Regions from separate parts of the Homo sapiens genome. Here regions 1, 3 and 4 are each linked to region 2. The links are chromatin contacts, found by Hi-C or POLR2A ChIA-PET in ENCODE. All regions are on one chromosome and are shown on one strand. The core of a region is the stretch at or near the end of the contact, and the rest is flanking DNA. Distances in the headings are between cores, read along the strand shown.

Evidence for each region. Hi-C counts contacts between places; a loop is a spot of excess contacts on that map. ChIA-PET counts read pairs that join two places held with the same protein, here RNA polymerase II (POLR2A). Pooled maps may share reads with other maps.
Region 1: a loop to region 2 is called in a map of endothelial cell of umbilical vein, with 8 times the contacts of the local background. The contact joins the enhancer-like site here to the promoter of ADGRL2 in region 2. A Hi-C loop is called at or near these places in 4 of 168 maps with a recorded cell type or tissue (Calu3, PC-9, endothelial cell of umbilical vein and 1 more) and 4 of 50 pooled maps. POLR2A ChIA-PET finds 5 or more read pairs at or near these places in 2 of 52 experiments (AG04449 and WTC11).
Region 3: a loop to region 2 is called in a map of prostate gland, with 3 times the contacts of the local background. The contact joins the enhancer-like site here to the promoter of ADGRL2 in region 2. A Hi-C loop is called at or near these places in 6 of 168 maps with a recorded cell type or tissue (Right ventricle myocardium inferior, gastrocnemius medialis, heart left ventricle and 2 more) and 5 of 50 pooled maps. POLR2A ChIA-PET finds 5 or more read pairs at or near these places in 3 of 52 experiments (HEK293, HEK293T and activated naive CD4-positive, alpha-beta T cell).
Region 4: a map of mammary epithelial cell shows a loop between it and region 2 (2.6-fold over the local background). The contact joins the enhancer-like site here to the promoter of ADGRL2 in region 2. A Hi-C loop is called at or near these places in 3 of 168 maps with a recorded cell type or tissue (Right ventricle myocardium inferior, mammary epithelial cell and thyroid gland) and 1 of 50 pooled maps. POLR2A ChIA-PET finds 5 or more read pairs at or near these places in 1 of 52 experiments (H1).

What each region holds. Positions count from the first base shown.
Region 1 is chr1:81,680,390-81,683,365 of GRCh38, reverse strand. It overlaps a transcript of ADGRL2 not described here. Among named protein-coding and RNA genes, the nearest start is that of ADGRL2, 120 kb to the left of the region's middle. RefSeq lists an enhancer at 517-1,085. Within about 2 kb of position 1,610, at least 6 of the 41 ENCODE cell types and tissues checked have a DNase peak (open chromatin) inside an H3K27ac peak, as active enhancers do; they include PC-9 and endothelial cell of umbilical vein, where a contact is called at or near this core.
Region 2 is chr1:81,799,447-81,802,409 of GRCh38, reverse strand. It overlaps ADGRL2 (adhesion G protein-coupled receptor L2), which reads right to left and starts at 1,476. Exons shown (of 24, transcript NM_001366006.2): 1 at 1,342-1,476.
Region 3 is chr1:81,919,046-81,922,266 of GRCh38, reverse strand. All of the region lies in intron 3 of ADGRL2 (adhesion G protein-coupled receptor L2), which reads right to left. Among named protein-coding and RNA genes, the nearest start is that of ADGRL2, 120 kb to the right of the region's middle. Within about 2 kb of position 1,791, at least 4 of the 41 ENCODE cell types and tissues checked have a DNase peak (open chromatin) inside an H3K27ac peak, as active enhancers do; they include heart right ventricle, where a contact is called at or near this core.
Region 4 is chr1:81,875,536-81,878,648 of GRCh38, reverse strand. The region is part of intron 2 of ADGRL2 (adhesion G protein-coupled receptor L2); the gene reads right to left. Among named protein-coding and RNA genes, the nearest start is that of ADGRL2, 76 kb to the right of the region's middle. Within about 2 kb of position 1,413, at least 3 of the 41 ENCODE cell types and tissues checked have a DNase peak (open chromatin) inside an H3K27ac peak, as active enhancers do; they include mammary epithelial cell and thyroid gland, where a contact is called at or near this core.

The sequences.
Region 1 (2,976 bases), core at 361-2,860, 120 kb after region 2:
CCACTAAAGAACTTACTCATGAAACCAAATATCACCTGTACCCCAATAACTTATGGAAAAAAAATAGTATTTGAAAACATTCTGTATAAGGCAATGGTGCTTAATATTTTGGGGTTTAAAAATACTTCTAGAAATCCAAAGACAGCTATGGACTCTTTTCTGAGAAATATGCACATTCATGTCTATTCAGAAAACAAAACCCATTTTCTTTTCTTTATTTACTTTTTATTTTTGAGATAGAGTCTCATTCTGTCACCCAGGCTGCAGTGCAGTGGCACTATCTCAGCTTAGTGCAACCTCCTTCACCCTGGTTCAGACGATTCTCCTACCTCAGCCTCCTGAGTAGCTGGGATTACAGGTGCCTGCCACCATGCCCAGCTAATCTTTGTATTTTTAGTAGAGACAGGGGTTTCACCATTTTGGCCAGGCTGGTCTCGAGCACCTGACCTCAGGTGATCCACCCGCCTCGGCCTCCCAAAGTGCTGGGATTACAGGCGTGAGCCACTGCGCCCGGCCCAAAACAACCCTTTTTCACGAACATTCTAAAGCACTTTCATGGACAAACCTGTATACCAGGTTAAGAACTTCCATAAAGGCAAAGCCCTTGAATGGTGACCTTCAAGGTCCAGAAGAGGGCTTTTAAGAAAAGGTTTATTTTAAGGTTCAGAACAATAGACTCCTATATAGCGTTATCACACATTCCATCCATTCCAAGAGACTGAATTGAAAGAAACAAATATGCACATGGAGCTGCCCCCTCTCTGTGGAGGTAATGGAATTTTCATGCACACACCACAGGGTAGAAGAATTCAAAGGCGCTTGTTTAAGCCAGATGACATGCAGCCACGTTATGGCCAGACCACACTAGCCTCACATCCAAAGAGACACACACAGTAGGTTCACTGCAGTGAAGCATATGAAACATAGTAGAGGTATGGAGTTTGTGCCTTTGAAGCTTAACGTCAATCTTAAGATAGTTCCTAAACAAATGAAAAAAGAAATTACTGTCATTAATCACTCTCTGATTCTTAACAATATTTTTTTCCTCAGTCCTAAAATTTAAGCCGATTACCAGCCATTCCCTGAGATTCAAAGGCCAGGGAAGAACTTGCATGAGAAAACAATGTGTATGCATCTCAGTTGTCTTTTCTGACCCCTCATCTCCTCTCTTTCCAGCAACAGCTTCCTTCCTGTAATACTTTCCTTCTTGCAATGGCAAAGAAAAAGAAAAATACACACACACACACACACACACACACACATATATATGTATATATATGGAACTTTCTAACTGAGCCAACTTCAAATTGCCAAACCAAAATCTGGAAGGTTGCTTTTTAAAATGCTTTTGTAGCCAAACAGATGTATTTCTAAATTTTACTTCATTCACTGGCTTCTCCCCACTATATTTAGGATTCATTGCTCATTTTCTTATCATTTTCCATTTCATTGCTTTTGTTTCACATTCAAGTAACTGTAGGTCAAATGTACTCCAGACTATTCTGTTAAAGACGTGTTAAAATCAAATAGAAACTGCATGATTAACGATATGAATCATCCATTTTATAAAAAAACAAGAAAGTAAACAAGTGCTTGGCAAAGCCCCACCTGCTTTGCTGCTGTTGCGGTGCTATGCATATGGTGAGGAAAACAATTCCCCCTTCTCAAGGCTGAACTAAAATTAGGCTCCACCTGCAAGATGTTAATGAAAACTTACACAGCTGCATTCCAGAAACAAGTTACACAGATTGCTTTTGGAAAGCTCTGTGTAAAAGCAAACTTGTTAGCTCTTTGCCTAGTTCCCAAACTGTAGTATTAATTTTAATGTCAATTATTAGCACAATAACCAACTGATAAGTAACCTCAAAATAGATCTGATACATCCGATAGGAAATACACCGGGACTTTATCCACACATATTGCTGAGTTTAACCCTTTACTCACACATGCATTCTTCCTGTCTCTTCTTTGGCACTGGCTTTCAAACAGAAGACAGGAGAACATGTGAAGTCACTGGAATGGGTCCCAAACAGTTCCAGTTCACATGGAGGCTCCCCTTATCCACATGCTGCTTACTGGCAAGAAGAATGAGAAGCACATGCTTCCTTTGCCCTCCATCCCTTCTGCAGGTTCTCAAGCTTTCTTTGGTAAAGACTCAAATAGGAACCAAATTACATCAGACTCACATCCACCTTTCTCTTACAGATTTAAGATATAGAGGCAGCTGGTGAATTCTTACCAGAGCAAGCAGTCTCTCTGCTTCATTTCCAGGTCAAGTCTTCACAGCTCTGTTCTATAGGCCAAAGGGCTCATTCTTGATCCTCATTACTTTCCTAGGTCTTACTATAGTGCTTATCCTTGGAGGGAAGATGTATTATAGTTTAATTATTTAGTAAACTATGTGTGTCAAAAAATTCAAGAAGCTGCCATTGGGGGATGGAGGATCTCTGCCTTTTAAAAATCCCAGCCTTGAAAAAAATTCCTTTTCATCACTTCCTTTACTTGTAATTTCTTTAGTTTTATCAAGGAGCAGGAAATGCATGCAGTTGTTCTGAGTTGATCTATGTTCCCAACATTGCAGGTGTCATTGTATAGATTCTTAATATTTTCATACTTGCCCCTTCTTTAAGGCTCTGATACAATTTAAAAAAAATTTTTTTTCTGAAAGTCAAATAGGCTGAATTGGATCTCGAGCGGCAAAGTCAATTTCTGTTAGAGATTAAATAATGGAGAAAACAGCAATGCTAACAAGTAGAAGAAGGCTGCCTTTCATTACCCCATCTGATTTCATTAGCCTAATTCACGATTATTAATTATCGGTCTGATGAGATCATCAGTGTAAGCATGCCAGCCTCATGATGGTTGCATTTGGGGAATATTCAGTCTTTTTCAAGATTTCTACATAGCCCTAAGCCGACATTCCGGTTTCATTTCCATTTTCGGCTGCTGCCCTACTCAATAAATGTATCTGAACCG
Region 2 (2,963 bases), core at 227-2,726:
GGGAGCGAGCAGCCCGAGCGAGCGCGGGTCTCCCCCTGGGCCAGCCGAACAGCAACAGCCGAGCCCCATTAACCCGCGGCTCCCTGCGCCTCCAGCATCCACCCCCGGACTGGAGGCGCAAAGCAAACAGGTCTCCGAAGCTGGGCACAGAGGCACATTGTTCGCTCCTGCGGCTCTTACCTCCGTCTGCGAGCGCGCCCCGAGGGAGGGCCGTCTGGCGTGGGGGCCGCGCGGGGACAGGCGCGGAGGGCAGCGGCTACCCCGGCCGGAGAGGGCCGAGGCCGGCCGCGAGCGGGTCCTCGGCCGCCGAGTCCGCGCGGGAGGCAGCGCCGCAGCTCCCCGGCCGGACACGGCGCCGCAGCTCGGCGCGTCCTCCTGCTCGGCCGCCGCCGCCTCCAGCCGAGCAGCCAGCGCCGGGCGGCTCCTGGGGTTAAGTCAACATTTTCCCGCAGTTTCCCACACGCCGCTCTTCGAGAGAGGTCTTTCACACACACGCACACACCCCCAGACCGCACGCTCCCTTAGGAAAAAAAAATCGGGAATCAGAGCGAAAGGGGTGGTGGAAGCAAAAGCCTGACAGAGGTGCGCAGACTTGGGAGTCCCTTCGAAGCGACGGGCGGGAGGGCGCCGGGGGCGCGAGGCCAACTCAGTTTGTCAGGCGAAGCCCCTCAGCCCCCCGAGCGCCCGGCCGGAATAGCATCCCTCGCGCCGACCCTGCGGCCTGGGGCGGGAGGCGGCGGCGACCCCTCCTCACATTTCGGATCTCCCGGCCGGGGCTGAGCGGTGGCCGCTGCCCCAAGGAAGGCTGGCGGCGCAGACTCGGGCTCGGGGAAGCAAGGAGTAGCCGGGAAGAGCCACGCCACACACAGCAGCGGAGGGGAGATGCCCCCCAACAATCCCAAGGAATTCTCTGGTAAGCTCCCGATTTCGCCCCAGCACCTCTGCGTGTGTGTGAGCGGAGAGAGAGTGAGAGGGAGCGAGAGGGAGAGAGAGAGAGACGGGGGAATGCGAAGTCCTGACACAGACTCTCCGCGAGGTCTGAACTGGAGTCACCTCCAGCCTCCTCCTCCTCCTTCCCCCAAATCCGCCCTCCCCGCCAGTTGGGCTAATCATATAAACATACTAGCGTGTACAGCGTCAAAGGACAAATCTCTCCCTCCTGAGTTTTCCAGCAAGGGGCTCGGGCAAACTCAAAAGAAGATTACAGGCAGCTAAGTACAAAACGTGGAGCAGATAATCTATAACTCATTGTCGCCCAATGGCCGTTTTCCACTCCATTTGAGCAGCTGCTGCGGCTGTGCGCCCAAGCGGCGGGGAGGAGGAGCGAAAGGGGATACTTACGGGCTCGAGCCCTTCGGACGGCGGTGGCGGTGGCCAAGCAGCCGCCCGAGGACCAGGCCGGCCCCGGCTCCGCCGGCGGGGCGGCCGCAGGGCTGTCCGGGCGGCGGTGGCGGCGAGGGACGCGCGCGCACGGCCGTGGAACGCGCCCCGGAGGCGGCCTGCGCCAGCTCGCGCCCCTCCCCTTCTCTCCCCTCCCAGTCGGTTCGCGCTCCCCCTACCCCCAGGTCCCCGAGCTCTGCCTCCAGCTCCCCCCATTAACACACCCATTCAACCGCTAACCCCTAGCCCACCCCCAAACTCCACTCACTGCGCGCTGGGTCCTCCGCGCGCTCCGCCGGCGCGCGCTCTCCATCCTGTCCACACACATGCACTTTAAAAACATTTATTTTATTTCTGGAGTGGGTGAAGAGTATTTGGGAGAGCGCCGCGAAGCGCGGCGCTCCGAGGCTGAGCGCAGGGGGATGACCAGCGGCTCGGGGCCCCCTCCCCTCTAGGCCCAGGAGCTTGCTCCCGGCCTGGACTTCGGAGAGGCGCCCGGGATGCGTCTTTCACCCACCCCGTCTCCAGGTTTTCTCTTTTCTCCACGCACCGAGCCAGAGGCCCCGAAACTTTTAGTTTCCGTAGCCCTCCTTTTGTGTAACTGCATGGAGGAGAAAGAACGTCTGTTCGCCGCGGCTGCCTCCGTCCGGCTGCGGCGCGCGGGGGACGCTCCAGGGTTAATGCGTCTTTGATACCTGAGATTTCCGGCGCGCTCGTTAATGAAAGTTACATTTTTTTAAATTGCGATGATTTTTTTCTTTGTAGTTACGTAGAGCCAGCTAAACTTTGACTTTATTGACTATATTTCACAAGAGCGTTTTGTTTGTTTTTGATTAAACTCACCAGGATAAGCAAAGGAAGGAAAGGAGACTACAAGGCTCTTTACTCTCAAGTATAGTCACAGAGCTGTTAGGTCTGTTTCCCTCATTTCCTTACATTGAAACTGCCTTTGCTCTTGTCCTCTGAACACACTTCCTTGCCCCTCTCGGTTGGCAATGTCAGCAAACAGCCAGGCAGAGCCTACGATGGACCTAAGCTGAAAGGAACAGAGCAGGACAGGGCGAATCACGCTGGAAAAACGTTTAAAAGCCAGTTAAGTGTCCTGTGCATGCCACAAAATTCAAACATGGATTTTTTTTTTATTGCAAAATTTCTGAGCTGGAAGCAGCTATGTTTTCAGATGTATTTGTAAACCACTGATTCTACTAATGAATGCAGCCATCAATTAAATAAGCATATTTACCTTTTTTTCAAGAAAAAAATGATTCTCCAATATTTAAAACCTAGAAAGTAGGATAAAACTTAAGCTGCTTTGCTTTCAGAAACAATAGGTACTTTTTGGTGCTGCAGGAATGTTGCAAGCATCATACTTCAGGAATCATTCCAAACAATGTTATTAATATGTCAACAGCAGATTGTTCAAAATACATGAAGATCCTAAATACCTATCAGTATTTTGTCAGAAAGCCAGATAGGTGTAGTACTAAAGTAAATCCAATCCAACTACTGGTCAAGTTTGTTCTTGACTTGTAGGAAATCATAGGTTAAATGTACGTGTGTCCAAATAACTAGAACATGTTCTT
Region 3 (3,221 bases), core at 542-3,041, 120 kb before region 2:
AAGGGGACAGAAGCTGAATACCTCCCTGAACAGACCTCCTCAGTATCCCGAGCATACAGTATTTTTTCCCCTCTCAGGCCATAACTTACCACTTTCCCTTCTCCACCAGCTTTTGAAAGTTTGTTACACTATAAGGGAGATTTGGTATCACAGTTATTTCTGTACATTATCTCCTCTTCTTCACCAGACTACAGAGCCTTTGAGGGGTTAGTCACTGTTTTAAGAGTCTCTGAATCATATGCACTGCATAACGCTCTACCTTATTCTAAAATATATTAACTCCATAAACATCAGACTGTACTCTAACAAATATACTAATATATTCTTACCAGTTGTTAATAAATACTGTTAGAGTGTTTGGCACATTTGCTTCTATATCTCAGAACCCACTAATCATTTGGCAGCAAATCAATCAATGAAAGACAAGATATCATTTTCAGAAGCCAAGCATGGTTCCATAACCATATGATATAAACCAAACTAAAATGTATCTGATTTATAGTTTACACAAGCAGTTTGTAGAAGCTTTTAAAAGTGACAATGAAAGCAGAAAGTGTCTATCCTCATATTATACTTCTAGCCTGAATTAGCTTCATATCAGTAACTTGTCTGAAAGGCTCGGTTCATCAAAATCTATAAAATGTTAGACTCAAGTGCTTTAACTATCACTAACACCATGTGCAGGCTTGGGAGTGGAGGGCCGTGTGCTGTGAAGCAGCAAATGTTGTGCTCTTCTGAAAGCTAACGTGCACTCTTATGCCACAGATATAAACAGAGTAAGCACATTAAATAATGAATGACTAGGAAAACAGCCTTATCACTGCAGTTTAAAGACACACTATACACATTATCATATTGTACACAATAAAATCTATTAAGCAATTTTAAAATTTTTTACACGTTTTGCAGAAGTTGCAACTAAACATATTAATAGACTGAGGTGGCATGTTTTATAGTAAGTCTTAGAATTTTTTTATTTGCAAAAAGTATTATAATACTTAAAGTAGTATACTCATAAAACATTACATATTCTACATAAGGAATCATGGTCAACTTCTTAAGCATATTTGATATGACATTATTAAGTAAAAGAAACACTAGAATAACTTGTCGCTGCTCTTATCTTTGACCCTTAAACTTTTCCATTTCAGCAACCTCATTAATGTCAAAATGCCATTAGAATGTCTGCCCACTTCTAAACCTCTATAGCCAAGGCAAGGCAAAACCTTTTGGATTCAATCAGAAGCACTTTCTTTTTGTATTCAGTTAAAAAGCTTAATAGAGCCACAAAGGTCAAAATATTACTTTTATTAAAGAAAAAGGATGACAAGACAAAGATAAACGTTTTGAGTGCAAAAAGCCATTTTTAGACCTGAATTGGGCTTTTTTTTTGTTTTTTTTTTCCTTTAAAACCTTTAGTTTTTATACTTAATTACTAGATTCCTATAATGTATTAGCACTTTTCTTTGGTTGGATAACAAGGGAAGCACAGATTTGAGGCAGAGATCTCTCAGAGGCTTATTGGGAGTGCTCTTAGAACTATCATTGAAGCCATGACAGATGCAGGGTTGGGGAGAGTGAGAAGGCGAACTCCAGTGCAGTCGCAACAAAAGCCCAGCAAATTCCTCAGGGCGGGAGCTCTGGAGTTGGCAGAGACCTTCAGAGATGTCCCTGAAATGAAGCAAAGATGAAGAAGCCAATCCTTTGTACTCTGGCATTCATTGGGATTCACTGGGGGCTGCCTCTGGGGAGAAGAGTTTAAGATCCCTTCAGCCCGTGGCAGTTCCTGTGGAGTGACTCAGCTGTGAGCCCATCAGCAGGCAACTCTCTTGACAGCTGGGAGAAACAGTGCCTGATCCTGAAAGGCGAACGTGGGAGGCACACTACAACACCAACCATAACACTAATGGTAAAGAGTTTTATGAGTTGTTTTCAAGGACAGTTCTTTTAATACTACTTCTCATTTTCACAGTTTTTATTCTATTTTATCTTCTTGTACACATTGACATGTCAATCCTGTTTACTAAGCGATATTCAATGGGTTTCCTATAGAGCAGTGAACCTTAACAGGCAGCTTTTAATTGGCCCACATAGGAAACCGCATTACTATTAATTCCACAGCTACAGCATAAAATAAAACCATTGCTTCTCAAACTCTAGAGCAATTAGACCTCTCGGCTATTTGGCTAACTCTGCTTCATGATACCCAATGCAGTTAATTATATTTTTTGATGTTAATAGTCTCTGTCAGTCTCAAGCATAACTTCTCTTTGATGAATATTTAAATTATATTTGAATAAAAAATAATCTTGGTTACATTTCATATTCAGTAATCATCACAGCTTAATAAAGGTCTACTCATCAAGGGTTGAAATAAATGGCAAGATATATAAAAGTGCCTTGAACCAACTTATTAGATAATATATTTGTTATGACCACTATTTATCTATCTAACATACCTGCTTTTGTACATTTTCAAAGGTACAGTCTCATTCACATATTTCACAATTTGATTTCAAAAGTTACTTACAAACATTCTTTCAAGTTTACATAGAATTCTATTAATTAATGATAAGAACACTTTAGGATGTCATAAGATAATCAAATGTATGAAAAAAATTACAGAATTATAAAATATCATTAAAAAATCAGCATACATTCTATTCCTGTGTGATTTTTCTAAGTACCAAGAGTAAAACTTAAAAAAAAAAAGCTTTCATTTACTAAAGGATGTTTTTTATTATAAATCTAACAGAAACACCATTACTAAGGAAAAGTAACTTAAATAATAGTTTTCTTCATATAAAGTCTGTAATGGGAGTTGAGGGTGAGGGAAACTTCCAAAAATTAGGAGGAGAAGAAGGGGGAGGAGAGTATAAAAGCAAAGTATATTAGTGAAATTTATTTAAAATCTGTTTATTCCTCCATTTAGTTTTGTCCATATTATAATAGGAGGGCTTTAAGCCAAGCATTTATTTAACATAAACTGCGAAAATGGGTTATTCTAGCTCAAAGCTTTTACTAAATAAATAAATGTTTTAGTTTATAAACTTAAATAATGTCCTTTAAAAAATGAATTTGTTTAATTTTTAATCTTTCAGTCTCTCTTCTCCCAAATCCTAAATCTCTGAAATACAAAGAAGATATCTAAAGATACAATGAAATATCCTAAAATGTACATATCAACCTGTGAATGTCCAGGGGAATGCTATGCCAACTTC
Region 4 (3,113 bases), core at 164-2,663, 76 kb before region 2:
CTATAATATTTTAATTTCTTTTCTGAAGACAAACCAGTTGGAAAGTGACCATCTGCTAGTGTGTTAGTATTATTTGGGCAAAGTAATGAATAAATGTCCTCCTTTGCAGTAAGAAGAAGACGATTAAATGAAAGAAATCCAGGGTGAACAACTGAAACTAACAGGTTGATTCAGTGCCACATAAAATGCCTTTTTCATTAATTATTTACAACTCAAACGAATAATTTTAAAACATGCATTGATAGTATAAATAAATCTTCTGAAATCTACTTTTTACAGTCACCAAATAAATATATTACAAAGCAAACAATTAAAAATAAAACTTTCTATCAATTCTTCTCATATAATTTCTTCAACATCTATTCAAACATAGATAGGCTGTCCCCTATCTATGTTCCTCATGTTAGATATGTTAAGGGAAAAGAGCAAAGCATGCCACTGAAATAGTCTTCTTGTGCCTGAGGGAAGTGCTTTGAATGTAAGAGATTTGCATACTTGGAAAGCTATGGCTTCCCTGAATCTCTTGGAAAGCTTACCAGATGAGACTAAACTCACGAAACTGTAGTCCAATTTTTAGGAGCAGAAACTATAAATGTTTATTCATTACAACTGCATAGTATTCTAATATAGCAAACAAATGGAAAATTATGGATTTTTATAATAAACATTGCCAGCCAGTTTTTAAAAAATCTGTAAACATGATTTACAGAGATTTTTCTTTCTTTCAAATAAGATTTAACTGGCTATGTCAACCTTGACTTATGATTAACACCTGGTAAACATTTTAAACGGATTTAATCGCTATTAAGCAGATAAGTCACACTCAATAACTTCTAAAGGTAAGGTATCCATATAACCACCTATAAATGGCAGTAGCTAGATTTCTTTTAAGGTCTACGTCTAACTTGCCTTCCCAAAAAGGCAAGTTAGGCTTTTTTTTTAACAAAGCAAGGTTCTTAAAGCAAACAACAACCTCCCCCCTCCCCAAAAAAAGCCACGTATTGTTCCTAGGTTTAGTTTCAGTAAAATGTGGCTCTAAAAATAAATGCTATGTATTTAAATATTCCTGGTTCATTCAGGTCAAACTAGGAATGTGTGTTGTTCTTGGAATATCTCCAGAACCTCAAGTACACACATTAAAATACTGAAACAATTTACTGGCTCCTTCTATGATTTAACACTGATGTAGCATCTTACTATATATATCAGGCAAGATTCTCAGTACTTTATGAATAATATTATAATTACTTTAATCCTAATAGTAATATTTTAATCCTCATTTTAAAGATATGTAAAACAAAGCACAGAAAGGGTAAGTGGCCCAAGGTCATGAACAGAAGAGCTATGATTCAGACTTATTCAGACTAGCTCTAGATTATGCTCACAGCACTGTTATGCCACCTTAGTCATGTCAATTGCAGCAATAAATTTTAATGCACAGAGATGAAGGCAAATACTCTTAATTGGGAAAGTCAATCCTGAGAAATATATACTATTTTATGCCACCTTGAAGTGAGAATATCTATTAAAACAAAATGTTGTTGATCATGGACAATTTAATACAAAACTATTAAAAAGGATGGCCAGGAGACAGGAACAGGAGTTAAGGCTCAATATTGTAGAATGAGCGGTTGGGCAGGAGTGGTTAAGAAGAGCACTCAGAGAATCCTGGCTCAGGGAAGGAATTTGATCTACTTTGAATTCCACTACATTAGAAAACCAAGGTTGTTAATAAACCTCAACCACAGTCAACAGCTTTGAAACTATGGCTAAAACTTTTTGAAGCTGAACTTCCACAAGTAGATTTAGCTGTGTAAAAGCTAAAGGTAGGGAATAACAATAAATGTCAAGAAATCTTAATAATTTTTCTCTAGTCTGAGGATTTGAGTTATCTGGATTCTGTCACTAAATTACTACCTTACCCTGAACAAAAACATCAAGTCTTGAACTACTGTGCATCTGATCCCTCGAGTCACAAATTAGGGTGTTGGATTATTAGCTTCAGAAAGTCCTAACTTCTACAAGTCTTTAACTTAGTCACTCTAGTTAAACAAGTACTTATTGATAGCCAGGTAACTCTACTTGTTAATACATGAAAACCTCTGTTAAGTACAAATCAGGGATTTCTCTAGTGGTCTGAAAGGATTTAATAGAATCAAAGGAAAAAGTAATTTTATAGCACATATGAATGAGTGTAAAAGGTCACATATTGTCTAGTATTATTAAGAGGTTTATAGGAAATTAAAATACTACAGATTACAATGTAAAGATATACCATAAAAACAAATGTTGGGATTCTTAAATATTATTCCCTGACAGAGTATATATAAAATTATGATAAAAATAAATGATAAAAGGTATTTAACTTACAAGTATCCGCTTCAAAAAATATTTCAGAAACACATTCAAAGCATATAATAAAACCAACCTTAATTCCACTTTTGACAAGGCATCAAAAACTCTACATTCTTAATGTATTTATTTCATATAAAGTCTTGCGTGGAAAGCACTATAACTTAACTCTTTAAAAAATATTCTAAAAATTAGCTCAAATATGGTAACTCTGGTAAAATGTCCAACTTTTTACAATACCTTAACCATTTATTGAAAAACAAAAACATAATTCTCAAGGTCTAGACTCTTAGAAAAAGACTTGTTTTACAAGCACTTTTTATACAGTATTCTCCTTATGCACTTTAAAAAGCTGAACTACTATAGCAAATGCATAATTGATTTACAAGGGAGAAAGTTCAAGTGAAGGACATACTGTTAACTGTGCATTAGAGAGACGGGGTGGAAGAAAATGTACCTCTCTGGAACATTTTGAAAACAATATTACAAAAATGCAAATGCCAGATATAGGTGATGCTCTCCATTTCACAGCAGCACCTAAGTCACACATAAACCCTAAGCCCCCTCCAAAAACAATAACAAAAGGACAGACTACATATCAAGCTACAAATAAAAGGCAAGTGTTTTTCCATTATGGACATGTAAGAAGAGTGCTACACTTAACTAGTATTTTAAAGAGTAAGATTTAATTGTTGTTCCAAATTTACACAAGTACATCAAGAATCTGGTCACAATATGGTGCAATATTAAACAGATTCAAA